Regions from separate parts of the Homo sapiens genome. Here region 2 is linked to region 1. The links are chromatin loops, found by intact Hi-C in ENCODE. Cell type or tissue: HepG2. All regions are shown on one strand. Each heading gives the region's core, and the rest is flanking DNA. Links, peaks and the distances in the headings are about the cores only. Region 1 has its middle 39 kb from the start of LINC00322. Region 2 holds the start of LINC01679 (long intergenic non-protein coding RNA 1679).

Evidence for each region. Peaks named below come from ENCODE experiments on the same cell type or tissue, not always from the same donor. Only the 100,000 strongest peaks of a DNase experiment are listed, where the experiment ranks them.
Region 2: it touches region 1 in a loop (14-fold over the local background); 8 of 110 quality-filtered maps call a loop at or near these places.

Annotation. Positions count from the first base shown.
Region 1 is chr21:43,285,267-43,301,209 of GRCh38, reverse strand. No RefSeq gene overlaps it. Among named protein-coding and RNA genes, the nearest start is that of LINC00322, 39 kb to the left of the region's middle. RefSeq lists a silencer at 10,447-10,741. In HepG2, for the core only: no CTCF peak of the experiment used is centred there; no DNase peak of the experiment used is centred there.
Region 2 is chr21:43,360,628-43,371,317 of GRCh38, reverse strand. It overlaps LINC01679 (long intergenic non-protein coding RNA 1679), which reads left to right and starts at 8,969. Exons shown (of 2, transcript NR_131902.1): 1 at 8,969-10,426. RefSeq lists enhancers at 1,352-1,909, 2,122-2,181, 5,421-6,620, 7,174-7,713, 9,560-9,709 and 4 more and a silencer at 8,730-8,879. In HepG2, for the core only: a CTCF peak has its summit at 6,126 (motif pointing left); a DNase peak (open chromatin) is centred at 6,067; H3K27me3 peaks cover 2,776 bases.

The sequences.
Region 1 (15,943 bases), core at 5,483-10,482:
CAAGGGGGCTCCGGAATGCGTCGTCTGCAGGGCAGGGACGGGGACCCGGCAACCCGGCTTCCGGTGGGACTCATGCGGCTGACGCCTCCGCTCTTGGGAACAGACGGGCCTCTGAACTGGAACGTGGAATACAAGGGCATTTTTTATCCTGAAACAACAGCTCTGTGGGCGAACTCGAGACGCCCTGGAAAAGTGTGGAAGCTCAGGCTGCCGGGCCAGCAGGGGCCTGTCCTGAGCGCCGGGCTCCAAGGCCCTCCCTGTTTGCCCTCAGGAAAGGGTCACGCTCCAGCCACCTCAGTCCCGCTGAAGAGTCAGCTCTCCCGGCCCATGCCGCTCCTCACCGGCCAGGAGTCCACAGTCTCTGAGGCCCCCAGCTTCCGCACCTGCAGCTGGGCATGGCAGCTCACACCTGTAATCCCAACTACTACTACTGAGGCAGGAGGATTGCATGAGGCCAGGAGTTTGAGACCAGCCTGGCCAACATGGTGAAATCCCATCTCTACTAAAAACACAAAAAAATAGCCGAGCGTGGTGGCGCCCACCTGTAATCCCAGCTGCTCGGGAGGTTGAGGCAGGAGAATCACTTGAACCTGGGAGGCGGAGGTTGCAGTGAACCAAGATTGTGCCACTGCACTCCTGGACAACAGAGTGAGACTCCATCTCAAAAATAAATAAATAAATAAATAATAACAGCGTGAGAGCTAGCGTAGGAGGAAGCGGGGAGATGGAGGGGGGCTGGGGGTGTCGGAGCAGCCAGTGTCGTTTCCAGTGGCTGGAGTCCCAGAGCCATTTCAGGCCTTAGGGTGACATCTTAGTCATGATCTAGGTTGGGAGCACAGCAAAGTACCAGAAGCCCGCCCCCAATGTCACTAAATGGCACACCAGGCTGGGCATCCCTGCCTCCAAATTTTTTTATGTGAGAGAACAATAAGCATCTCTCGGGGTTTACGGATATTTTCCTGGGCCGTCCGCTCCCTGGCGGTTTGGACTGAACGTCCCGGACCAGCCCCACGGCCCCACCCGCCATACACACTTGTCTAAACAGATGGGCCTGGCGCTCGCTTCCGTGGAAAACCATCATCACCTGACCTTGGGCCAAAAGTAAATACATCTCAAGAGTTTAAATAACAGCTCCCCCCAGCGAGGTGGAATTGTTGGAGAGAACTTTTGAAATCATAACAAACAGACCCTCGGTGGTGCGACCTCAGGCCCCGAGAGTCAAGTGTGAGGAAAGAGGTCATGCCGGTGTGCACGGGCACTGCAGGCCCAGGGGCAACTTCTTCCCTGAGCCTCCATCTGCAGGTGACAAGTGCAGCTCCTGAGGTGGCCGGGCCAGCGAGCTTCCTTGGGGGCTGACCGTAGGGAGGACTCAGCTAATTGGAGCTGCTCAGCCGTCCAGTGCCCCCAGCTGCCATCACAGTGGCGTAGTCGAGCTCCTGGGGAAAGGCTGGGGCCCTGAGCGGGAGGAACAGCATCCAGCCCTGGGCAGCCCAAGCTCCGTGTCATCTCGGGGGAACCTAAAGCTCAGGACACAGAGGGATTCTGCCTCCCAAGCCCAGCTGTGGGACGTGAGACCTTCCCGCTCTCTCCCTGCCGGGCTCTGAGGACACTGGACAAGCAGCAGGCCTCAGCTGAAGCTGGTGATAAGACAGGCTCCGCGTCCACACTGCCTGGCTGCCCTCCAGCTGGGAGCACCGCATCTGCCCCTGTGCCTGGTTCTGAGGCTGGAGAGAAGAGCAGAGGGGCTCGGGGAAGAGAAAGGCAAAGAGCCCCTGAGTTTGCTTCCCTGGGGCTGCTGGCCTCGTCCCTAGGGGCTGGAGCGGGTTTGGAAGGCCCCTTGCCTGGGGGTGTGGGAGTGCACAGTACTGCCGCGTGAGAGTGTGTGTGCACAACTGTCAGTGAAGTGTGTGTGATCGGCCCATGGGGGTGTGTCAGCGTGACTGCGTGCCACGCTGTGAGAACGCACAAGTGTGTCTGTAAATGCACGCGTGCGTGTATGAGGCGGTGTCGGAGGGTGCACGCGTGCATGTATGAGGCGGTGTGCGAGGGTGCACACATGTGCTTATGAGGCGGTGTGTGAGAGTGTGCATGTGCATGTATGGGGCGGTGTGCGAGGGTGCACTTGTGTGTATGAGGCGGTGTGGGAGAGTGCACTTGTGTGTATGAGACACTGCGAGGCTGCACGCATGCATGTATGAGGCAGTGTGGGAGGGTGTGCGTGTGCATGAGGCGGTGTGGGAGGGTGCGTGCGTGCGTGTATAGGGCGGTGTGTGAGGGTGCACGTATGCATGAGGCGGTGTGGGAGGGTGCACGTGTGCATGAGGCGGTGTGCGAGGGTGCGCGTGTGCGTGTATGGGATGATGTGCAAGGGTGCACACGTGTGTGTATGGGGCGGTGTGCGAGGGTGTGCGCCTGCGTGTACGGGGGCGGTGTGCGAGGGTGTGCACCTGCGTGTATGGCACGGTGTGCGAGGGTGCACATGTGGGTGTAGGAGGCGGTGTGCGAGGGTATGTGTGCATGGGTGTGGGTGAATGATGTGTGTGGGTATGTGATCATGTGTGTCGGTGTGAATGTGTGTATCACTGTGTGTGTGTGTGTCCATGCGTGCTTCTACCCAGAGACAGAGCCTCCTGAAGCCCGGCCTGGCCCCCTGGGCCGTGGCCTCAGACCTCTCTGGGCACAGCCCCTCGTATCCACAGCTCATCTACCAGTGTTGGTGATTGACCAAAAACTGCCACTCTGTCTCTGGCAGTGGGCAATCCTTGTGCTTTTTCCAAAGAGAAGTGCCTGTTTCCTTAAGATTCCCCACTGCCAAAATCTCCAGCTCTGGCCTCTGATGTCTCAGCACAGCCAATGCCAGACAGGAATCTTTCCCCGACAGGGTCAGGCCCCCAGTGTGGGGCAGCCACAGCACCCAGGGAGGAGCCTGGCCGTACTCGGCCCCTCCCGTGCCTCCTCCACACCTGACCACCGGCAGCGGGCAATGCCAGGGTCGGCGTGCAAGGGCATTGGTGTGGAGGTGGCACCAGGCTCCTGCATCCTGGCCCTGGAGCCTGCAGTCCCCTCAGCCAGGATACAGCCCCATGGTCCTCAGGAGTGGTCAGTCGCCTGGGAAAAGGGAGGCAGGGCCGAATGCAGAGCCTGCCCATGCCCTGCTCAGGCCCCGAGCCCAGTCCAGGGTGCCAGCCCCCTCCCAGGCCTTCATGAGGCATCTGGGCCCTCTGCTTCCACAAGTCATGATCTGAGGTCTGGTGTTTACAGCAGAGGAGGTCTGGGAGCCCAAACCCCCAGGCGGTAGAAGGAGGGCCGGCGTCGAACTGCACAAGGCTGCCCAGGGCCCCGGCAGAGTAAAGCCACAGCGGCTGCCTTGCCAATGCCCATGGCTGTCGAGGGATGGCCAGGGTGGAGAGGGATGCCTGCCTTGCACGATATCTGCATGTGGGCAATGGGGACGGCCCCTCCCTGGCATGCCTGGAGGAGACAGTGATGCAGGTGCCAGGCGTGGGGAGGGGAAAGGGCTTTTGACATGAGTCCGGCTGGTTCCACACATCAGCCTGTTCCCCCAACCCCTCCCAACCTCGTAACATGCAGGTCAATGACACACGTGGTTGGCTCAGGAAGCGCAGCCACTGGTGTGACCCCTGGAGACCAGGGTGGGTGCCCCCACTAGCTGGGGCTGACGACATGACTGACGGTGATCTCTGACCACAGGGCAGGGTTTGGGGAGAGGCCGCTGGAGCTCCTGGGGGCAACAGGGAGGCTGAGAGGGACCAGGGGCCCTTCCGGCCACCTTTGATAATTTCTTCTAATGAGGTGACTCATGGAGGGCCCCTAGGTAGTTTATGCCGATGAGGTGATTCTGGGTGGGGGCTGGCCTCCCGAGGAGGACCCAGAACGTGATTAGAGGGTTGGGACTTTGCACCAGTTGACATCAGCCTGGTCTCTGGTGTGCGTAGGGGTCCGGAGCCTGAGTTTAGCTATGGGGACGCCTATGCAATAAAACCCCGATAAAAAACTGGACACCAAAACCTTAGTGAAATCCCCAAATGACAACACTCAAAGAATATTGTCCCATATCCATGTGTCGGGAGGGTAGCGTGCCCTGGGGACAGCAGAAGCTGGTTGCTCAGCTCCCCAGACCTCATCCTCTGCACCGCTGCCTTTGGCTACCCTGACTTGTATCCTTCTACTACAATGAGTGTCTGCTGTCCTCACAGGCACAGGGCTCTCCTAAGCTCTGTAAGTTGTTCCAGTGAATTATCGAACAGGAGGGAGTCCATGGGGACTCCACATCTGCAGCCCACTGGTAAGAAGTGAAGGTGACCCTGGGAACCCCCAAATTTGCAACTGGCATCTGAAATGAGGAAAGTCTTTGGAGAACTGTGTCCCTGAACTTGAGTTTGGCTGATTCCAGGTAATATCCAACAAAAGACTTGCATCCAGATGGACAAATTCCCACAGACCAATAAGAAGAAAACTGACCACCCAATTTTAAATAAACGAGTGAAAGGCTTGCAAAAACACCTCCCCAAAAAGTTTATGCAAAGGCCAAGAAACAGGTGAGAAGCACTTGACAACATCAGTCATTGGGGACATGCCAACTCAAGCCACCGTGAGATCACACTACCCACCAACAGCTGCAGAGGAAAGGCCCCCTTACACTATCGGTGAGTGTGAAAATGGTCCCACCACTTCAAAACATCCCTTGCTAGTGTCTGCTGGGCATCCAGTGACCCAGCAGCTCCACGCCTGGGTGTGCACCCAACAGCAGTGTGTGGTTACACACCAAAAAAGTCATACGAGAATGCTTGTGGCATCATTCCTCATAATAATCAAACACTGGAAATGGCCAGTGGCCTGTCAAGATTGAGTGCGCAATCCGTGATCTGTTCACACCGTACAACAGTCCACAGCAGTGAACAAGAACAAGATGCTGCTGCACTCGACAATAGGCACACTATGACATGCAAGAAACCACTCAAGAAAGAGTACACAACACACCACGTGACTCCATTTGTCTATTCTGCCTATATTCAAGATTAGGCAGAACTAGTCTATGCCAACAGACATCAGGGTAGTAACTACCTTGAGGGGCTGGTATGGACTGGAGGGGGCCCCCAAGGGCCCACTGGGTCCCTGGAAATAGTTTACATCTTGATCTGGGCACCTGTTATACAGAAATGGCAGGCTGTGTTTTCCAAAGATGACTGCATAGATGTCTCCCATCCCACAAGCTCTTTCCAATGTGACCTTGAGAAGCCTCCTATTGAGAGTCAAGGTCTATATCCCTTCCCCTTGAACCTGAAGAGACCTTTGTGATCTCCTCGACCAAGAGTATCATGGAAGTAACTCTGTGTGACTTCCAAGTCTGGATCACAAATATGTCATGTGCCTCCTCCTAGCTCTCTTGGGACACTCCATCAAGGAATCCAGCCGCCATGTTGTGAGGAAGCCCAATCCAATCCATGAGGAAGCAACACAAGGAGAGGCCATGTGTAGGAGTTCCAGCCACAGCTCCCCAGAGATCCCAGCCAGCAGCAGCCAACAGACATGTGAGAAAAGATGCTCCAACTTCATGCACCCCCAGGCTTCAGGTCACGCCCAGCCTTCAACTCTTCGCAGAAATCACTGTGCAGAGGCGAGCTGTCCTTGCCTGCCTGGCTGGCCTCCAGGTCCACAGAGTCCTGAGCACAACAGAAAGGCTACGTCATGCTGCTCGGTTTTGGAGAGGTTGTTTATGCAGCACGTGTAATCGGTGTAAGTGAGCACATTTGTAAAGAAAGTAATTGAAATGTACCCTTGAGGCTTGTGCACTGTACTACGAGTAAGTTACGACCCAATTTTCAAAAGGAACAGCTGAACACATTTGAAGAAGAAAAAGAAGGAGGTGGAGTTGCCCCATCAGTTGAAAAGGCTAATCATACAGCTATAATACAGTGTGATGTGTGGTATTGGCCCAGGATAAACAAATTGATTAATGAAGCAGAATACAGAGCCCAGAAATACACCCACCCACAGATGGGCTTGTACATAGGGAAGTGGTGTGTGGGTCCCTGGGGAAAGTCGTTTGATAAATAGGACTGAAAAACCACATTAAAAAAAAATTAGATTCTGTGTCCACACCGTATACGGAAAGTATCTCCAAACAGATTAAGAATCGAAATGTCAAAAGCAAAGATTTAAAACTTATAGGAGAAAATATAGGTGGGTATCTATGTGACCTCACAGTAGGAAGGGATTTCTTATACAAGACACACGAAATATCAACAATATGAAAGGAAAGATTGTTACAGTTGACTTCATTCAAATTAGGACTTTTATTCATCAAACTACGCCTTAAAGAAGATACAGAGACAAGCTACAACCCAGAAGACAAGATTCACCACACAAAAAAATTAAGAAAAGACCACTGTGGAGAATGTACAAATATCTCCTACAAGTCAATAAGAAAAAGCAAATGACCCAATAGAAAAATGGACAAAGGTCATGAACGGGCATTTCCCAGAAGAGGAAAAACACATGGCCAGTGAGTGATAAGAGGGGCCCATTCTCACTGTTAATTGAGGGACACAACTCAGGACAACATACGATTTTGCGTGAATTTGATTGACAACAATTTAAAGTTTTTTGATAATTCTAAATGTTCCAAGGATGGGGATCAACAGCACCCTTGCACACAGCTGGCAAAGTGTAAGTCGATGAAGTCGATGCAAGCATTTTGCAGAAACTGCCAGGCATCACCTTGTCAAGTCAGGATTTTGCATTTCCAAGATCCAGCTTTTATTCTTAGCTCTCCACCCAGGAGAGACCCTGCAGGCGTGCCAGGAGCTCAGTTGGCAGGAGGAAGCCCCGGAGCAGCCCACACGTCGACAGTGAGAGGAGAGAAGGACGGATCACTCATGATAGGATCACACAGTGGAAAATTCTACAACCACGACACTGAATGAACTACAGCGCAGACAGAATACGAACAAATCTTACCAGCATCACACTGAGCAGGAAAAGCCAATCTCAGAAAGCTGCTGAAGAGCGACATCCTTTTTATGATTTTCATAAATAAGCCAAACTATTTAAGTATACACACACACACACACACACACACACAAACACCCCTGTACCATAAGACTGAAAATCAAACTCCAGCACCAGGGATGGAGTTGTGGTTACCTCTGATGGAGGAGGAGGGGCTGGGATGGGAAAGGTCAGACCCAAACAGAAGTGACTACATTTCAGCTTTTGGGTTGGTCATTGGTGCCCAGTGTTCATGATATAATCACAATAATAATATAGGCCAGGTGCGGTTGCTCACACCTGTAATCTCAGCACTTTGGGAGGCCAAGGCAGGCTGATCACGAAGTCAGGAGTTCAAGACCAGCCTGGCCAACATGGTGAAACCCCGTCTCTACTGAAAATACAAAAATATTAGCCAGGCATGGTGCCACACACCTGTAATCCCAGCTACTTGGGAGGCTGAGGCAGGAGAATCACTTGAACCCAGGAGGCAGAGTCTGTAGTGAGCTGAGATCACCCATTGCATTCCTAGGCAATGGGCAAGACTCCGTCTTGGAAAAAAGGATAAATAAAATAAAATAAAATAATAAAACGACAGCTGAGCATGGACCAGTGTGAGAGTGTGCTGTGACCATGGATGATAACTCCAGTTCGTGCCCCTGGATCTGGAATCTGTGTAAACCATGGTAAAAAGAGAGAGGAAGAAATGAGCAGGTGCAGCGCGGGGGTTCCAGGGCCGTGAAGTCTGTGCGACACTACAATGGTGGGTGCGTGTCGTACATTTGTCGAAATCCACAGAATGTCCAACACCAAGAATGAACCCCAGTGTAAACTACGGACTCGGGGTGGTAAGGGCGTGTGCGTCACCACAGCACAGCCCACCGTGGCCGCAGAGGTTAATGGGGGAGGCCGAGCATGGAGGGTCGGGGTGTATGAGAACCCTCTGTGCCTTCCACTCAGTGTCACTGCGAACCTATGATTGCGATAAAAAACAAAGTCTATTAAGAAATAGGACAGGGAGGGAATGGAGGAGGGGGGACAGGGAGGGAATGGAGGAGGGAGGAAAGGAAGGAAATGGGGGACAGGGAACAGGGAGAGAATGGAGGAGGGAGGACAGGGAGGGAATGGAGGAGGGGGGACAGGGAGGGAATGGAGGAGGGAGGACAGGGAGGGAATGGAGGAGGGAGAACAGGGAGGGAATGGAGGAGGGAGGAAAGGAAGGAAATGGAGGAGGGAGAAGCTGCAGTAAACACGTGTTATCCCACATCCTCTACCTCTTTGTATTAGGGGAGCGGCCAGCTCCACTGTGACTTGCACCTCTGCTCTAAGTCACAGGCCCTGTCTTCCACCCAAGGACCTGCTACGTTGGGAAGTCCACCCACTCCAAGAACGGAACCTGGGAGACGTCCCCTGGCTTTTCCTTGGCAAGAGGTGTGGGGATGTGGGTGTGTGAGGGGGTGTAGGTGTGTGCAGGACAAGTCAGTTCTGAGTGCATCCTGGTGGGCTCTGCAGGGATGCTGTGGCCATCCCATGCCTCAGCTGAGCAGGACAGCTGCCCTTGCTCCTGCCTTCACATCGCAGGGGAGAAGCTCCAAAAACAGCCCACTCTGCTCCCACCAGACCCACGTCTTGGAGCAACCACTGGAGCTTCGCTTTCATTCCCGGAGCGCTGTCCTCGGCCTTGCTGTCTCGGCCTTGCTGTCTCGGCCTTGCTGTCTCGGCTTTGCTGTCCTCGGCCTTGCTATCAGCACTTTCCTAGAGGCCGGAGGGGTGGCACGAGGGAGTGAAGACCCTTGCTCAGCTCCCGTCCCCTTTGGCAGGGACGCCACCGTTGCTGGGACATGAGGCCTTGTTGGAATCTGCAGAGCAGGTCTGGCCATAGCTAAAAGGCTCTACCCCAGCCAGAGGCGGCAGGTGATGGGGACACCATGGGCTGGGCAGCCTAGTGTGCCTGGAGCTTTGACGAGTCTCCCGCCTGGCGGGCCCTTGTGGGTGGGTGGGTGTGGACACTCTGTGAGTGGAGGGTCCCATCAGTGGCCCTGGCCCTCCCTAAGAGGACTCTGTGGTGACAGCCCTCCCATTGCCTGGCAGGGACTTTGGCCTCTGGGGGGAAGGTAATGTGCTCAAAGTCTGAGGAACCTTCGGGCAGACCCCCTTCCCGGAGGGAGGTCAACCTAAAACTTGTGCAACTTGACATATGGAGGTGTGGTTTTTTTTTTTCCAAAAAATGTCTCCCAGGGGCTCATTTACCAACACCTCACATCCAAATGCTAGAAGTGGCCATCTGCCAGCCACCGCTGCCTGGGCCCGGCCTTCCTGGGGGCCGCTGTTCCCCAAAAGGGTTCTGTGCACCATTCACCCAGCTCCAGCCTGCCCAACCTCTCCTGTGCCCCCGGAGGGTCACTGGAAGAAATCCTCTGACCTGGGACTAGAGCTTGGGCTGCAGGGAGGAGGGCAGGCATGAAGTGCCCGGCCCCTGCACCTCTGATCAAGGCCCTTCCTGACAGCCTGGGAACCTGTCTGGTGGCTCCTGGCGATGCCCAGTTCACGGCAGGTGCCTGGCTGAGAGTGCCGGGGGCCCAAGCTCTCACTCCTAATAAGTGTGCCTTGGGGGCTCATAAACAAGTCCAAACGAGAACCCGAGGACCCTGGCTGAGGACCCTGGCCTGAGGGGACTCACGGGCATGTTCACCATGGCCTCCAGGGTCCCACACACTCACTTTCCTTCTGCCCTCTTCTCTGAGTGAGGCCAACCCCAGGAGGGTGGGAACGGGTCTCTCTCGGTAAAAAGAATCAGAGTTGATGCCGGGGATTAGGAAGAGAGACCATGTCCCTCCTGTGGGGGGATCTGCCCCTCCTCCAGGACGTGGTGTGGGGGTCACAGCAGCCCTTGGAGGTGCTTTCCAGGGGGACACTGCCTGGGGCCTTGTGTCCACTGTGACACTCCGGCCGACCCTATGAGGATGTCCCAGTTCCTTCTGTACGGCGAGGGGCCCTGGCACAGTGAGGCTGAGCCAGGCCCTGGTCCACCACTGCCCCTGCCGGTGACCGCTGTGGATTGGGGTCATGGCCGCCGGGAGGAAGGCGGTGGGGACAGTGTCAGCACCCGGGCACGGGCCGTGGGCACCGTGGCCCCAGCAGCACCTTGGCTCCTGCCAGCGGCCGGCTGTGAGTCGCAATGTATTTTGTGCCTTCCCTGAGTTTGTTTTCTCTGGAAAGCGGGAGTAACAGCAGCATTCACCTCGGGTGGGCGTCGTGGGAGTTTGAGGGGATCACACTCAGGGGAGTGCGTTGTGTACGCGGACTGCTGCCTGGACAGGGACAGCCGTGGCCATCTGGGTTCTTGTGGTACCCTCTGGAAGAGGGGCCGAGGTGGCTGGGGCGCCAGCCCTTCCTGCTCCCATCTGAGAGCCCCGGGTGTGATGAGGACTGTCAGGGCGGCCACCATCCAGCTCTGAGAGGGGGGCACAGGGGAGGGCCCAGGAGGAGGATTAAGCCAGAAAGACCAATCTCATGGGGAAATGACGGAGTGGAAGCTGGACAGCTCCCTCACACCTGTGCGCACAGTTGGCCTGCAAACAGCCTTTCTCCGCTTCCTCTTTTGCCTTTCGAGATCAAAAGAACAGCTGGCCTGGGCTTGCTGCTGGGATGCGGGTGGGGCTCTGGGGGGCAATTAGCAAGGCTTTGAAAAGGGTCTTGAATGGACAGGGATGCCCATAATCGGGAAGCAACTTCAGTGGAAAATAAAACCTCCCGGGTAGCTTGCCAAGCAGAAGCAGGAGATGAAGGTCGTTTTGTGTGCACGCCATGGCTCCCAGCCTGGGGGTCCAAGGCCAGTGTGCCAGAAACTGCCTGGAAACTGCAAACACAATGGGACCCACCAGGGAGGACACCCCCTCTCCAGGGCCAAGGGCCAGCAGGGAAGTCCCAACTGCAGTAAGGTTTCCAGTGGGGCCTGCTCCAGAGGAAAAGGGAGACCCTCCCTGATCTGAAGGTTCAAGTTCATTGCCAGGAAGCCGCCCCCCTCAACCCGCCTGAGCTTGTGGGGACCCTCCCAAGGCAGCCATGGGGGCCTCTCACACCGGCCCCAAAACAGCGTCAGGAAGGAGCTACTGAAATCAGGCGGGTCTCCAGGGAGGAGACGCCCTGGCCACTGGGCCTTTGCCAGATGCTATTGCTTTGAAAATGGCCCAGACTCAATCTGAGAAGTGTCACTGGCTTCACCAAGAGGAAGGTGACCCACGTCTCCAGGCTCTAGTTGAATCATTTCTGGAAACTGGGTGAATGCTCCTTATAAATGAGCAAAATCTGAAATCCTAAATTAAGTTATTCTTAAAAGAACACTGCCACATCAATTTCTGATACAGTTATTCATTGCTCAATAACAAACGACTCCAGAACAGATTGACTTGGGGGTTCTCCTGCTTCCACAGTGCCACTGGGTGCAGGGATGGTTGGAAGGTCCCAAATGGCCTCACTCCTACAGCAGCTCAGCTGGGCTGCTGGTGGGAGGCCTGGTCCTCCACTGACTGGGCCTCTCCATGTGGCTGCTTGGACTCCCTCACAGTATGGCAGCCAGGTTCCCATCTGCAGGAAGTGGAAGCCTAGTTTTCTTAAGATCTGGGTGTGGAAATCTCAGGATGTCACTTCTGCTGCATTGTTTTAGTCAAAGCCATTAATGGGGAATCCAGGATCAGGGATTTACACTCTGTCTCTCGGTGTGAGGGGCAGTATGCAGTTGTGCTGGGGAGGGAGAATTGGTAGGGCCATCTTTGATGACCACGATACTATAAGCCTGTGTTCATGCAGAACCACCTTGCCACACTGCCCAGGGCCAGTGTGCAAAGACAAAGGTAAGTGTGTTGGGAGAGTCTTAGAGACAGGTGCCGAGTGCAAACCTGCCTCTCGGTGCTCAGGTACCTGGGCCCCTGCCAGGTGAGATGGCAGACTGTGCCCTGCTGTCCTTCAGAGGCTTCTGGGCCTTTCCCTCTCTCTGTACCATCTCTATCCATCTCATGGGCCTAGGATCTGTAGAGCTGGGACCTTCTCCATCACCACTGCTGTGGGAGCTCCTTCCCACCAGACAGGCTCCCAGAAAGCCCTGGCAAGGCTGATCAGTTGGTGGGAATCCACCTGCAGGTCCAGAAGGGGGACACCAAAGTCAAGCCCTATTGATTTTTGCCTCTATCTGTAAGCTGCAGAGTGGAGCACCCTGCCCTCTCCACCCCATGTGGAAACCCTCCCATCATTTCACCTCCCTCCCCACCCCAAGCTCCAAACAAATCCTGTGCCTTGGTCTACGATGAGGAGGGGGGAGGAGTATTTAATTTGGTAATAAACTTGGATCAGGTCCTGCTCCTGAAAACAGAGCCTGCCTCCATCTGCACTTGGCCATATACACCCAGCCTTAGGATTTGGGGGCCCAGCTCAGGAGGGAAGGGGATAGGCAGCCCCTGAGCCCTGGTGAGACACTCATGGTGTGGCCATCTAGAGAGGGTGCTCGCCGAAGTCTAGGGTCCAGAGTGTAAATGAGCAGTCACTAAGGTTTAGAACAGTATCTAGACCTTGGAAATGTATGCAGCATTCAGCAACAAGCCATTTAACTTCCAGAGATTGACCTCTAAGCAAAATATTGGAGCTGTGTGCAAAGACCTCTTGTATACAGTGATATTCTGGGTGACATTTGACATTCTTTCTGCAAATGCCTGAGTCATGCCCAGTTCATGCTTGTGAGGGGCACAAAACAGTGAACAAAGTCAACAGCTGTGTGCCTGTCCCGGGACAGAGAGCTCGTGTTATTTGCTTTTGCAAATGATTAGATAAAATAGATTTGACGAAGATAGAGCGCGCACAGCCAGCCCTCCCCTGCCCCAGCCTATTGAACGCTTGCATTTTCTCCAGACCTCAGCCCAGACATCACATGGGTGGGCACTCTCCCTGACCTAACACGGCTTATACTCGGGACTCTGTGTAGTCTCGCCCACAGCACTCCTGGTCTGTGATCAACGTGTTCATCTGTGGACCAGCTCTAAGTCCCATGGAGCAGGACCAAGTCTCGGTGACTCCAGCCCCACCCCTAGCATTGTGCCCGCCAGGTTCCGCAGCAGATGCACGGGTGCGGCCATGGAGTGGACACGCGCTTAAGTAAGCCCTGTGGGACTGGGCCCTGGGGCTGTTTACCCACGTGCTGCCTTATTCAGCAATTTTAAAGGAGCTGTAGGAAAATACGTGTGAGAAATGCTCATAAGATCATATCAAGGGACACAAGCCCATTATAAAACAGCAGGTACAATTTGATCGCAAGCAAAATAATATCAGTAGTATCTGTGCATTACAGAACAGACTCATATCCTGCTTCTGGGAATGTAAAATGACACCTCCTGTGGGTGCACTGGGAAGGGAAGGATGGTAGGCCAGGCTTTGGCAGTTTCTTTAAAAACTAAGTCTATTACCATGACCCAGCAATTGTACTCTTGGGCATTTATCCCTAGGAAATAAAAACTTCTGATCACACCGAAAAGGGCACACGAGTGTTCATGCATCTTTATTTATAACAGCCCCAAACCGGACACAGCCAACCCAGATGTCCTTCACCAGGTGACCGGCTAAACACACCGTGGTGTCTGGAATACAGCGGTAGGAAGAGGTGAGCTACTGCACACACCCACCTGCCCGATGTCACGGGCATTGCACTAAGCAAAAAGGCCAGTCCCAAAAGGTCACGTTCTGCCTGATTCTGTATATACCACTGTCTCGAAATGACCAAGTGTGGCACTGGAGAACAAAGGAGTGGTTGCTAGGGGTTGAGGATGGTTCGGGGGAGGAGACCAGCAAGGGGGAGCCCGAGAGAGATAGCTGGGTGATGGGACACCCTGGACTGGGCGGTGGCTTCATGAATCTACACGTGCGATCGAATGGTGGAGAACTGTGCACACATCGTACAATACCCATTTCCTGGTGTCAGTTAGCGCTATGGTGACATCAGCGGCAGCTGTTGCAGGGAAACTGGGTGAAGGGCCCATGAGAGCCCTGTCTGCTCTCCTTGCCACTTCCTGTAATCTGATAATTATTTCAAAGGAAAAGTAAAAGAAAAAAATGCTGCAAAGAAAGATTCCTAAAGGTAACTGGATTTATGTCTTAGTGCTAATATTAAACTGATTTTTTTTTAAAAATCCACTTCATTTCCAATATTTTCCATGCTTTCTCCAAGCAACATGGATTACATTTGAAACTAAAAAATAATCAAGAGTGAACATTAGGCGAAAGCAGGGATAGAATCTACAGGAGCTCTCTGGACTATCGTTGTAACTCTCTGTGTTTCTAAAATTATTTCCAAATGAAAAGAAAGTTTTTAGGCTGGGTACGGTGGCTCACACCTGTAATCCCAGCACTTTGGGAGACTGAGGCAGGAGGATCACTTAAGCTCAGGCATTCAAGACCAGCCTGGGTAACATAGCGAGACTTCATCTCAATAAAAATTAAATAAATAAACTTTTTTAAAAAAAGAAAAGTTCTTAAAAACAAATAGCAAATAAGATCAAATGTTGCATACGTGTAGTGAAAAGACAAAAAGTAACAATAAAGTGAGAACTCTTTGCTTAGGGGAAACTCATTAATTAGATTAGAGCAATTAAAAGAGGAAAACAAAAATATCATGAGATGTTGTGAATAAGGCATTTAAAACATTTTAAAAGTCCGGTCTCTTCATAGAGTGCATAGAGAGGGTGTTGGTGAATTTTCTGTCCCTAGGGCAATACCTGGGTGACTAGGCATATTGGATTAGTTCGTTCCAGCTGCCATAACAAAGAACCACACACTGGGTGGGTGGCTCAGACAACAAAAATGCATTCTCCCAGAGTGCTGGGGGCTGGAGGCTGAGATCAAGGTTCCAGCAGGGCTGGTGCCTCCCGAGGCCTCTCTCCTTGGCTTCTAGATGGGGTCTTCTCCATGTGTCCTCGAGTGGACATCCCTCTGTGTGTGTCGGTGTCCTAATCCAGCAGGGCTGGTGCCTCCCGAGGCCTCTCTCCTTGGCTTCTAGATGGTGTCTTCTCCATGTGTCCTTGAGTGGTCATCCCTCTGTGTGTGTCGGTGTCCTAATCCAGCAGGGCTGGTGCCTCCTGAGGGCTCTCTCCTTGGCTTCTAGATGGCGTCTTCTCCGTGTGTCCTTGAGTGGTCATCCCTCTGTGTGTGCTGGTGTCCTAATCCAGCAGGGCTGGTGCCTCCTGAGGCCTCTCTCCTTGGCTTCTAGATGGCGTCTTCTCCATGTGTCCTTGAGTGGTCATCCCTCTGTGTGTGGCGGTGTCCTAATCCAGCAGGGCTGGTGCCTCCCGAGGCCTCTCTCCTTGGCTTCTAGATGGCGTCTTCTCCGTGTGTCCTTGAGTGGTCATCCCTCTGTGTGTGTCAGTGTCCTAATCCAGCAGGGCTGGTGCCTCCTGAGGGCTCTCTCCTTGGCTTCTAGATGGCGTCTTCTCCGTGTGTCCTTGAGTGGTCATCCCTCTGTGTGTGTCAGTGTCCTAATCCAGCAGGGCTGGTGCCTCCTGAGGGCTCTCTCCTTGGCTTCTAGATGGCGTCTTCTCCATGTGTCCTTGAGTGGTCATCCCTGTGTGTTTGTCAGTGTCCTAATCCACTCTTCTTACAAGGACACCAGTCAGATTCAATTAGGGGCCATGCCAATGGCCTAATTTTACCTTAATCACCTCTTTAAGGTCCCTACCTCCAAATAAGGACATTCTGTGGTGCCGGGGGCTAGGGCTGCAACATATGGACTTGGAGGAGCACAATTCGGCCCACAATGATTGTCTTTCGGGTTGATGTTTTAATTATCACCTTATAGAAAACACTGAGAAAAGCAGCGAATAGGCCACATTCGAGGACAATGATGCAAAGAAACAAAGATGAGGTAATAATTTGAACTTAATCATTATATTTATTT
Region 2 (10,690 bases), core at 5,456-10,455, 70 kb before region 1:
TAAAAGACCTATTAAGGGCAGGGAATTCTCTACAGAATGCAAATTTCCCCCTTAAGAGACAGCTTTGCAGGGCCATTTCAAAATATGTCAGAGAAATATATTTTGGGGTAAAGTACTTTTATTTTTTTCCAGGCCTGCTATCAGTCATGTGATGCTATACTAGAGTCAGGGTGGAATTTGGTGTCTTATTGCTACAAAGAGTCTTTTCTGCCAGTCTTATGATCTCTGTTTTCATGTTAATGCTGGTCAGCTGTGCCTAAACTCCAGAGAGGGAGGAGAGTATTATGAGGCATGTCCAACCCTACCTCTTCCCATCCTGGCCTGAACTCGTTTATCAGGTTCCTTTGGGATCCCCTTGGCCAAGAGTAGGGGAGCCATTCAGGCAGTTGGGGGGCTTAGAATTCTATTTTTGGTTTACAGGGAATACTGTACTAATCCCAAAGGTGATTTCTGGAAGGATAGCTTCTGTGTGCAAATGAATCTGGGGGTTCACAGCGCACATGTGCGTATTAAAGGCCTGAGGAGTCCTGCAGGGAAACACACACAACTCTGCTCACCTTCATGTAAACTGGCATTTCTCAAACTTACTTACCCATAGACTTGTTGTTTAACGTTGCGTTTATTGGCACCTACAGGGTAAGTGTGTGTGTAGTTGCACCCAGTACGCCCTTTCTGGAGAAGCAGAAACCCCCAGGTCACATGGCTGAGGCGTGGCTGCAGCGTGTATGAGGACAGATTGCCGCTGGGGCCCCAGGGGAGGGACCACTGAGTGGGGTTCTCGGATCTGACACACCGTCCCTGCAGATGGCCCCTCAGCGACATGGTGGCCTTCTCATCACTGCTCCGCCAACGGAGGGGAACGGCCTGATGAATCATGCATGATTCATTAATCTTAATTAAAATGCAAACGTATTGCCAACCTTCTCTGATAATTAAAGCCCATTGTGGGAATATGCTTAAAGCTTCTAGGCTGACGTTTCTTTTGCTGAAGCAAAACAGATGACTCTTTTAGCTCTGAAAAGTGGTGTTGAAAGTGGTGCTGCCGGGGGGCGTGCGGCGTGGACAGACAGGTGAGATCCACAGAGAAGAGGCTCCCTGCCTCTCAGTCTCCTCTCTCTTTCTCACGCACGTGCACACACGTGTGCCCTGGGCTCACTCTTCAGCCATACACTGAGCTGTATTTTCCTCAGTGCTACCAGACCCGCAGGCTCCCAATTTGGCAAGGAAGGAAAAACTAATTATGGCTTCATGTCCTGCAAGAAAGAGCCTGCAGCGGCTCTTCAGAAACCTGCCGGTGGGTCAGAAGCACGGCCAGGCCGCCTGCAAACGCCTTGCTGGAAAAATCTCTCTCTGAGCAACTGAGCCGGGTCCTGTGTGCTGGAGGGGACACTGAGAGGCCACAGGGTGGGGAGTGGGCGGGCAGTGAGGCTGGTGACCACCGGCACAGCACCAGGCTCCCACGCAAGGGGAATCCTGGGGCTTTGGAAAAAGTCAAGTCGCAGTTTCACGCACGATCCCCACGCAGCTGTGCCAAGCAGTGCCAAGGCTGTGCTGAGATCATCGGTGTCTGCCCTGTCAGAGGGGCTCGTGCTCTGAGAGATGGAGCGAAAAGTAAACTTTGCCCACCAAGAAAACCTGGTATCCCAACAGTTGTGGAGCTGCTGTGACACCGACTGCTGGCTGCCCTGTGAGGTCCAGTCCCCGCAGGTTTCATCCAAGACCCCCATTCCAGCTGACACAGAGCATTTTAAAATAAAACCCTGTCTTTTCCTGTGTCTTGGCCAGCGGGGCTGCATTCAAGAAAGTACAGCAGCCTTTCCTGACAGCCTCCTCCACGCCTCGACCCTGCAGCCCCTGCCTCTCCCCTGCGCTCCCCCTGCCCTCCCGCCCAGGTCTGTGTTTTCTGCCAGGGCGTCCGGTTCTTTCCTTCTGCTCTCAGCTCTCATCTGCCCCTCATCTTGCCTCACAGGGCTCCAGCTCTGGGCTGACAGTGACGGTAACAGGGACGTGTGCCGATGACTCATCCCGTCCCTCACATGCGTGTGTGTCTAGCCCTTGTCTCGCTGTGCTGCCTCCATCCACATCAAGTGGCACAAATGGAAACGGGTCACCACTGTCCTTGGGATGAGCCTGGTGTCATGGCTGAGTGGTTCTGTCACCAAGTCTTTTCGTGGTTTGCCATAGAGGTGTCTTTCCAGAATCATTTTTTTTTTTATGGACTTGATTGAAATGGGTCAGATTAGCCATGCTCCTGAAATTCTGCCATCAGCCCACACACATGCACACACACATGCACACACGCACACACATGCATGCACACACAGGCAGACACATCACACACATGCACACATGCATGCACAGACACATCACACACATGCAGACACATCACACACATGCACACACATGCAGACATCACACAATGCACACACATGCGCACGTGCACACATATCACACACATGCACACACATTCTCACACATGTAGACACATCACACACATGCATGCACACACATGCACACACGCATGCACAGACACATCACACACATGCACTCACGGACACACACACATGCACGCACACACATACACATGCATACACACACATGGTCACACCACTGACCATACTGGTCTGATTAACTTTTTATTTTAAAACAATTACATATTCACAGGAGGTTGCAAAAAAAAAAATCTAGAGATTCCATGTACCTTTCACTCAGTTTTCCCCTGGGAACATCTTGTGTATCTGCAGCTCGGGACCAAGACCACGCTGTTTCCAAAATGCCCTGGTGACTGCTGGGCTCACGTGGTGGAGGGGTATCCCGGCCTGCTCATGTGGCTTGCACGCTGTGTGTGTCTCTGAAGCTGGGGTTCCCTGAGCCATGGGGATGCCCCCACTCTGGGTCTGTAACTGTGGGATACTCTCAACAGTTCCTTCTTCATCGGGCTCAAATGCAATCCTTGCATCCCAGTGTCTCATCTCTGCCCCTCTTGTCCCCGTTGTCACTGCCAGCACGCACCTCCTTATGAGGCCTGGGCAGGACCCCATCTCTCTGATGAAGGCTGCCACCATCTCTATTGCTGCCTTCGTAAATGTGCTCCTCATTCTGGGCACACTGGAAGTGCTCAAGCACCAGTGAAGCTGAGCACTTCTGAGCGGCCACTGAGGTGCTCCTGGCCAACCTCCCCCCAGTCATCCCCCATGCACTCCTCTCCTCGGCTCTCCTCCCAGTCATCCCCTAGACACTCCTCTCCCTGTTCCTCCCCCAGTCATCCTCCAGCACTCCTCTCCCCAGCACTCCTCCCAGTCATCCCCCAGGTACTCCTCTCTGTGTCCCTGGGGGATTGCTGGGGGGTTACCCAGTTTGGGGTGGGATGCAGGGTGGTGGTGTGAGGGGTAGGAAAGGCTGGGGGTGAGAGTGAGTTCCGTGCAGGGGGGTGACAGGAGCCCCACCTGGGGCCAGGTCCCTGTAGCCTTGCAGCTCCAGGGGCCGCTGGCAGGGGCCACCTTGAGAGGAGGAGGCCCTGATCCTGTTCCCTTCCTCAGCCTGGAAGGCCTTGGCCCTCCTGCTCCAATTCCGGGTGGAGACACCCCTTCCTGTGGCTCCCCTGTGCTCTGAGGCCCTGGCCTCCAGGGGCTGGCTCAGCACTCAGACACAGCCCTGGAGGGCAGCAAGGAACCCCCTCAGGCTGTTTTGCACGGGGTTTGTGACAGGGGACAGTGACCGAGAGAGCTGGGGAGAGCCGTGCCCAGCTGTGCTTCCGGCCCTGAGATCGGTGCCAGTTCCCCACAGCTGCTGCAACAGACGGCCACAAATGGGGTCATTTACAACAGCAGAAACGTGTCCCGGCTCCGGCTGGAGGCCAGACGCCTGCGATCAAGGTGCGGCGTGTCGAGCCGTGCTCCCTGCAGGGAGGAATCTGTTCCTTGCCTCTTCTGGCTTCTCTGTTGCCAGCAGCCCTTGGCATCTCTGGCTTGCAGAGGCATCGCTCTAGCCTCTGCCTCCAGCTTCTCAGGCCTTCCTTCCTGGGCCTTCACGCAGCTTCCCTCTGCGCATCTCTGCGTCTTTCCTCCGCTTACCAGGCACCAGTCGCACCGAATCAGGGCCCACCTCTCTCCAGGGTGACCTCATCCTAACTGACATCTTAATACACCTGCAGTGACTCCACTTCCAGAGAAGGTTGCATTCATGGTTGTGGGGTGCAGGCTTCGACAGATCATTTTGGGGACACAATTCAACCTGCTCCATTTGCCCTTTGTGTCCTCTGATGGGCTGAGAAACGTGCCCAGCTGGCACCAGGCCCAGGGCCCTGAATCCCCAGGAGTCAGAACCCCGGGCCGTACCCTGGTTCTGCCTGTTGGGGGATCGTCCCTTCAGTGATCTGGGGATCTGTGCCTGGTCTCCGCATGGGGTGCCTCCCGGCTCTCACAGTCATGGAACGTCAGCACCAGCACCTTCGCTGCCCTGCTGTGCCCATTTCCCAGCGAGGACACTCAAGGCGCGCAGGTGGAGACAAGGCTTTGGGCCCTCGGCAGGATGGTGGCAGTGCTTCGAGGGGCTGCAGAGGCACAAGTCCAGCCTCCATGTCGTGCTCAGAGGGCAGAAAGCCAGGGTCACCCCAGGCCCTACCCATCCGACCTGACGCGTGCCCACCACTGGCGAGCCGACCACAGAAATGTGGCTTCTAGATGTAGTTTGGAAAAGTGTTTTTGAGAACAAATCATGCAATCACTGATATTTGTGAAGATTTAAAAATTAGAATAAATATGTGCTATTTTATTAATGAACATAAATTTGAATATTTAGGGAAAGATGCATTTTCAAGGACTTTTCGGGCATATGCTTTTTAAAAATAGACTTTTTTTAGAGCAGTTTAGGTTCGCAGCCAAATTGAGCGGAAGGTACAGAGATTTCCCATACACTCCCTGCCCCCACACACGCACAGCCTCCCCCACTATCCACGCCCCCACCACAGCGGTGCAGACTTTACGACAGATGATCCCACATTGACAGAAGGCTTCAGAGTGAGTGTTGGGCATTCTAGGGGTTTGGAGAGACGTGTGATGACCTGGACCCTCCGTGATGGCGTCACGCAGAGCGGCACTGCCCTGAAACCCTCTGCGCTCTGCCTGTTCCTCCTCCCCCAGCCCTTGGCAAGCACTGATCCTTCCTCTGTCTCCACAGTTTAGGCGGATGTTTTTTAATGAAGCAGTTGATCTGAAAGCAAATGAAAAAAGCCAGGAATAGAAAAAACAAAAAACAAAGGCAAGGCTCTGTGGGATGGCCCCTGGGGGAGTGGGGCGGGGTCTGTGAGGACATCACCTCCGCGTGGTCTCTCCACGCTGTGCTACCCTGGGCCACCCCTCCTGACCCTAAGAGCGCCAGGGTTGGTGTCTGTCTGTGGCCCCACAAGCCCCAGGGCAGCATCTTACTCAGGGGAAACGTGACTGGTCTTCCTTGAGCTTCCCAATGCTGGAGCCCAGCTGGCCTCAGTGCTGGCACCCATGGGTGCTCACGAGCTATGGCCATGAAGGCCCAGAATGGCCGTGGCCTCAGCATTCCTCTCTCTGCATCAGTTACCTCTTGGCCAATTGCCTAGGGGCCCCCCCACTCCCACAGTGCAGTAGCCTGCTCACCCCAAGGACAGGTCAGACCCAGGGCCAGCCTGACCCTCAGCGTCTTCCTCTGGATGCATTACCCTCCACCTCCTTCCACTCTTCCTCCTCCTTCTCCAGGGACCTCACACTTGGGCACTGCTTGGTCTTCAGGTCCGGAGGTTGGACTGGCGGAGAAGCCAGGCCCGGGAAGTCCTAGGTGCTTGGGAATTATTCAGGAGCAGGAAAGGCCTTTGTGGGGTTCCTGCAGCCCCACTCCAGTGACTTTTCAGGGGGCTTCCTCAGACTGTGAGAGCTGAGGGCGGTGTTGTTACCAGCCTGAATGCAGCCACCTGATGTCCTTGAAAGCCCACTTGCTGTACCAGGGGTGACTCTGTCAGTGAGATGCTGATTAGAGGACACAGGCGTTTCCTCTCGATCAGGTGAGGCCCAGCTGGGCTCTCCTGGCCAGCAGCCAGGAGCAGGAGACTTTGCTGCCTGTCGGGACTTCTGGGCGCCAAAGCCGCAGGCTAATGCCGCCTGGTGGGCAGTGAACCCTGGGCTCATGAGACCCCAGCACCGCCACCCTTGGCCTGAGGCTCTGCAGTGTGGCCCTGCCTCTCCAGGCTTCGTCAGCACGGGGTACCTTCTCGAGCCACACTAATAGGAAACTCACCACAGGACTCACGCGTTGGCCCTGAGAACAATGGCTTGTGCCGCCGTAAAAGGTTGTAATGGACAAAAAAATAAGAAGAGTGTGTGACAAAGGCTGCAGGAGGCCCTTAAAGTCCAAGGTAAGTAGGAAATGAGACACCAGGCCCTTTACGGAAACAGGAGTGGCCAGGGAGCCCGCAGCTCTTTCTGCCTGCCCGGCTTCATTCTGTCGTGGGCTTATCCCAGCAGTGGCCCAATGCCCGGAGCTCCAGGCATGTCTGTCCCAGCAAAGGGTGCTACCCACTTCCAAGGTTCTGGAAAGGTCCCGAGGCCCCACCACAGTCTGAACCGGGCCAGAGGATCAGGGCCCCTGAGGAATGCTGTCTCTGTGCCTCTGAGCATCAGGGACCAGAGCCCTAGAGCCCACCAGCACTGGGGGGCGTGGGAGCTGCCAAAAGAAGGTTGGGGTGCTGTGCCCATACAAGGGGGAATGGAAGCTTGGAGAACTGAGGTCAGCTGTCCTCCAGGGCAGTATAACCCCCCAGGGCCGGTGTGGGGCTCAAACACAACCATGGAGCTGTCCACTCCTAAACGGGGCCTGACAATCACAGGATGGCAGATGCACGTGTGCTTCGCCTCTTTCTGCTGTAAAAATGCCCCTTTGAGTCAGTTTCTAGCCGGTTACACTGTAGTATCAGACACAGGATCTCATGTCCCACCTTCCCCAGGGTTTCCTGCTCGAGCGGCATGTCGGCTGTGCCTCTTCCTTCTGGAACCAGGGTGGAGGTGCAGCCCCTGCCTGTGGGGCATGGTCCTCATGGCCGCTGGAGCAAGCCTGGTGGAGCCCAGCCATGGCTCTGAGGCTTCCACTGGGGCAGGGCTATGTCATGTGCCCCATTTCATCTGCCAAAGCCTCCACGTGGTCCCCGCTGACCATCAGCAGGGCTGGAAAGTCCATCCTCTTACTGGGGGGAGACCAAGAGCCCCGGCCACCACAGCCGGATTGTGCAACCCCATTTTCCCTTAAGAGCAATCAGCCTGTTGAAACTAGAGATGGAATTAGCACCTTAGAGCTAAGGGCAACACAGAAGTGGGGAAGGGTGAACCTTGAGGGTGTGTCCTCAGCGGTGGGTTTGTCTCTCCCAGGCAAGGCGCTCTGCCTGCGGCTCAGCCCGGCTGAACGGGTGCTGGGCCTGTCCCTTCCCAGGGCCCAGCAGCTGAGCTGGAGGACGAAGCCCGGGTGGACGCTCCACACCATGGCCTCCAGGGAGTGTTCCCGACCTGGAGGAGGCAGGTGGGCTCCCCCTTGACCAGGATGCAGATGACCCCCTTGTGCCACCTGCACGATGCGCCCTAAGGGGCAGGGCCACTCCTCGTCTGCCTTCCTCTCCTGCAGGTCACCGGGGTGGCCCTGGTGGAGACTGACCTGGAGGGAGCCAGGCTCCCAGTGCCTCTCTCTGACCCAGCTGCAGGAGGGGCGCCTGGTGGCTTGCGTGCTGTGCCCTTGAGGATCATCTGTAACCAGCACCAGCCCCACCCTGCCCTCCGGACAGGACGCGCGGGCCAGGTTGGCGAGTCTGGAGGGGCTTTCTCAGGCATAGCCACTGTGAGAGCCGAGGTCCCCCACAGCCTGCAGCAGGGGACCTTTTCCCTGAGACCATGGGTACTTGCTGTAGTCCAGCTGGCGGGCCTGAGATCCTGACCCCATGTGCACATGGTCGGCACTATTGCATCCACTGGAAATTTCAAAGTAAAATCAGGACACGTGGGGGCAGGGAAGTGGGCTTGAGCGCTTCGCAGAGAGACCCTGCACCACCTCCCATTTGCTACGCTGGTTTCTTGAATGAGCGGCCCTCATTCATCAGACACCAATCTGCCCACAAACTTCTGACCAGGATCTGAGAATTCAGAGAAACCAGCCCCAAAACCACAGGCCTAGAAGCCTGGAACCCAGAGAGTGATTCCAGGAAATCATGGCAGGTGCACGCTGAGGTCACTTAGGCTGACCACAGCGAAGGTCAACGGCGGCCATCATAAATCAGTTTGCCCAGGACAGGCCCAGTGATGCCTGTGGTCCCAGTGCGTGTATTAACAACCTTCTCCTTTCTTCTCAAGGGGCTCAGATGGGTCGGTAGATTATACGGTCACCCTTGTCATGTCGGATTATGAACAAAATTTCAAGAGCTGCCTCCCTTCAACAAACCCACTGTGCAAAAACCCATCTTCCTAGTCAAGCAAATTAGGAAGAGATTATTCATTTTCCAAAAGACTTTTCCTTTGGCCAGGAAAGAACACCCTTAGTTTGCCAGAAAATCCTGCCAGCCGCCTCCCTGAGTGCATGGACTGCTAGATTCCGTTTTGTAAAATCGAGACAGCGGCTCAGGCGCACATGCAGTGCGTGGAGTGCAGAAGGCCTGGGTACTCCGGAAGCTTCCAGAGACAGCGTGGGGCGGCTGACGTGCGGGGAGACACAGACGTGGAGGACGCCACGGCCGCCTCGCCCCCAGGGCTCCCGGAGCGCGGCTGGCTGAGGAGCCAAGCAGATGGTGCTGCTGAGCGTTTCCTGCCTGGGCGGGAGGAGGTGGGGTTGCCGCCGGCGGGGCCTGTGACTGTGAGTGCGGCTCGCTGAGCAGCTGATGTGGGGGGTAGGGGGGGCGCGGATTACGCCATGTGTGACGGCAGAGGGGGGACAACGTGTCGAGAGACGTGGCCTTGGATGTAAGGAAGGGTCGTGAGAAAATACGCAGGAAGAGATACCCCGTGGACATGTTTCCCTTGGAAAGTGGAGGGAACCCTCTGAGCCGTGATTCCGCCTGAATTAAGCAGTGGCGGGCACTGGCCTGGCAGGCGGCTTCTACTGCCTTGGATTTGCACCTCTAAGGGGTCACAGGGGCCACCCCCGAAACAAGACAAAGTGTGATCATGGACAGGCCCTCGGGGGGCCGGAAGAAGGAACGGCTCCAGTGATGAAAGCTGAACGCCAGCTCTCTCCCCATCGTTCTCCCGGACCAGGAGAGGGCTGCTCGGCAGGGCTAGGTTTAAAAACCTTCCATGCAACTTACGAAGGCATCCACAGTGACTTCTGCTGCTGTGGTACGTTCTGCCCTCCCCTCCTCCCCGCCCCATCCTGTTCTCGGCTACAAGTTATTTATATGTACAGTGTCATCTGAACGTGCACGGGCCTATCCCAGGACATCACACACAAAGAGGCGGCGGTGAACCCAAGCCGCCGGGCCGGCCTGTGGCTCAGTGTGTGTTTCAGAAGTCCCGGCCCCAGGCAGCTCTCCTGAACAGAGCCACTGGAACTCAGGAGGGTCAGGACCACAGCCCAAACAACTGCGACCGAAAACACCCTACAGGGCTTGAGAACTAAAAAATAAGGAGGGATCTGGGCAGCCGAGCTGCCTCCTAAAGAAGCCACGTCATAGAGAAAACTGCTTGCTCTATCCATGAGACGGAGGCGGCCGGGGTGTCCTGCCAGCAGACACGGGTCTGTCCATCACCGGCCACCACGCTGCCTCTGTCCTTCACTCCCATTTAAGGGAAAACGATATCTCTTCATCTTTCTGCCCTGGACATTGGAAATCAGCGGTGAGAACAGTGCTCTTGCTACAAAATGCTCAGGTTCTAGAATGCTCCCATCTTTCCTTCCATTCCACATGGAGTTTATCCAAAGCACAAAGGCCAGTCACGGCACTGACATCCGTGGTGCCCGCTCACCGGGGAGTGGGAAGCACAAGCCTGTCCTCAGAGGACCGTGACTGTGAGCCCGCAGCTGCTTGTGGGTGGGGCCAGCCCGCAGCTCCTCCTGGAGGCCTCGGGCTTCTTGCTGCTGCATTTCTGTGACATGTGGAGGGAGGATCGTTTTGACACCTGCCTGGGAAGTTTCAAAGGAGATGGCCTCTGGGCAGGGGTTTTAAACTGAAGGGCACCACACAGATCCAGATGTGAACTGTGGCTGTTGTTTGCAATTGAAGCAGAGATGCAGAGGATGGAACAGGAGTGCTGGCCATGCTGCTCTATGGCCTTGGCCCAGCCAAGACCTGCAGTCAATGGGGCTACGGGACCCCCGCTACACAGGGACCTGGGAACCACCTTTGCCGCGGTTGACCGCTGGGCCCGCCATGCACCGCCCACACCTGGCTGTGCCTGGAGACTGAGAGCAGGGGGTGACGGTGGGCCTGGTGTGTGGAGTCCCGCAGCGGGAAGGGTGGGAGGGGAGGTGGGAGAGCGCAGTCACCCAGGGGTCCCCATGTGGGCTTGTACAGGCCTGGCCCAATCTGACAGCAACTGGGCAGGCAGAGCGAGCCCCCACTTTATGGGTGAGAAAACCGAGGCACGGAGAGGTGAATGCGCGTGGTATCAATGCCGCTAAGGCAGAAGTGAGGCGGAAAAGCCCGTCCTCGCGAGGGGCGGCCCTGTCTCCAGCTCCCAGGTACCTCCCGCTC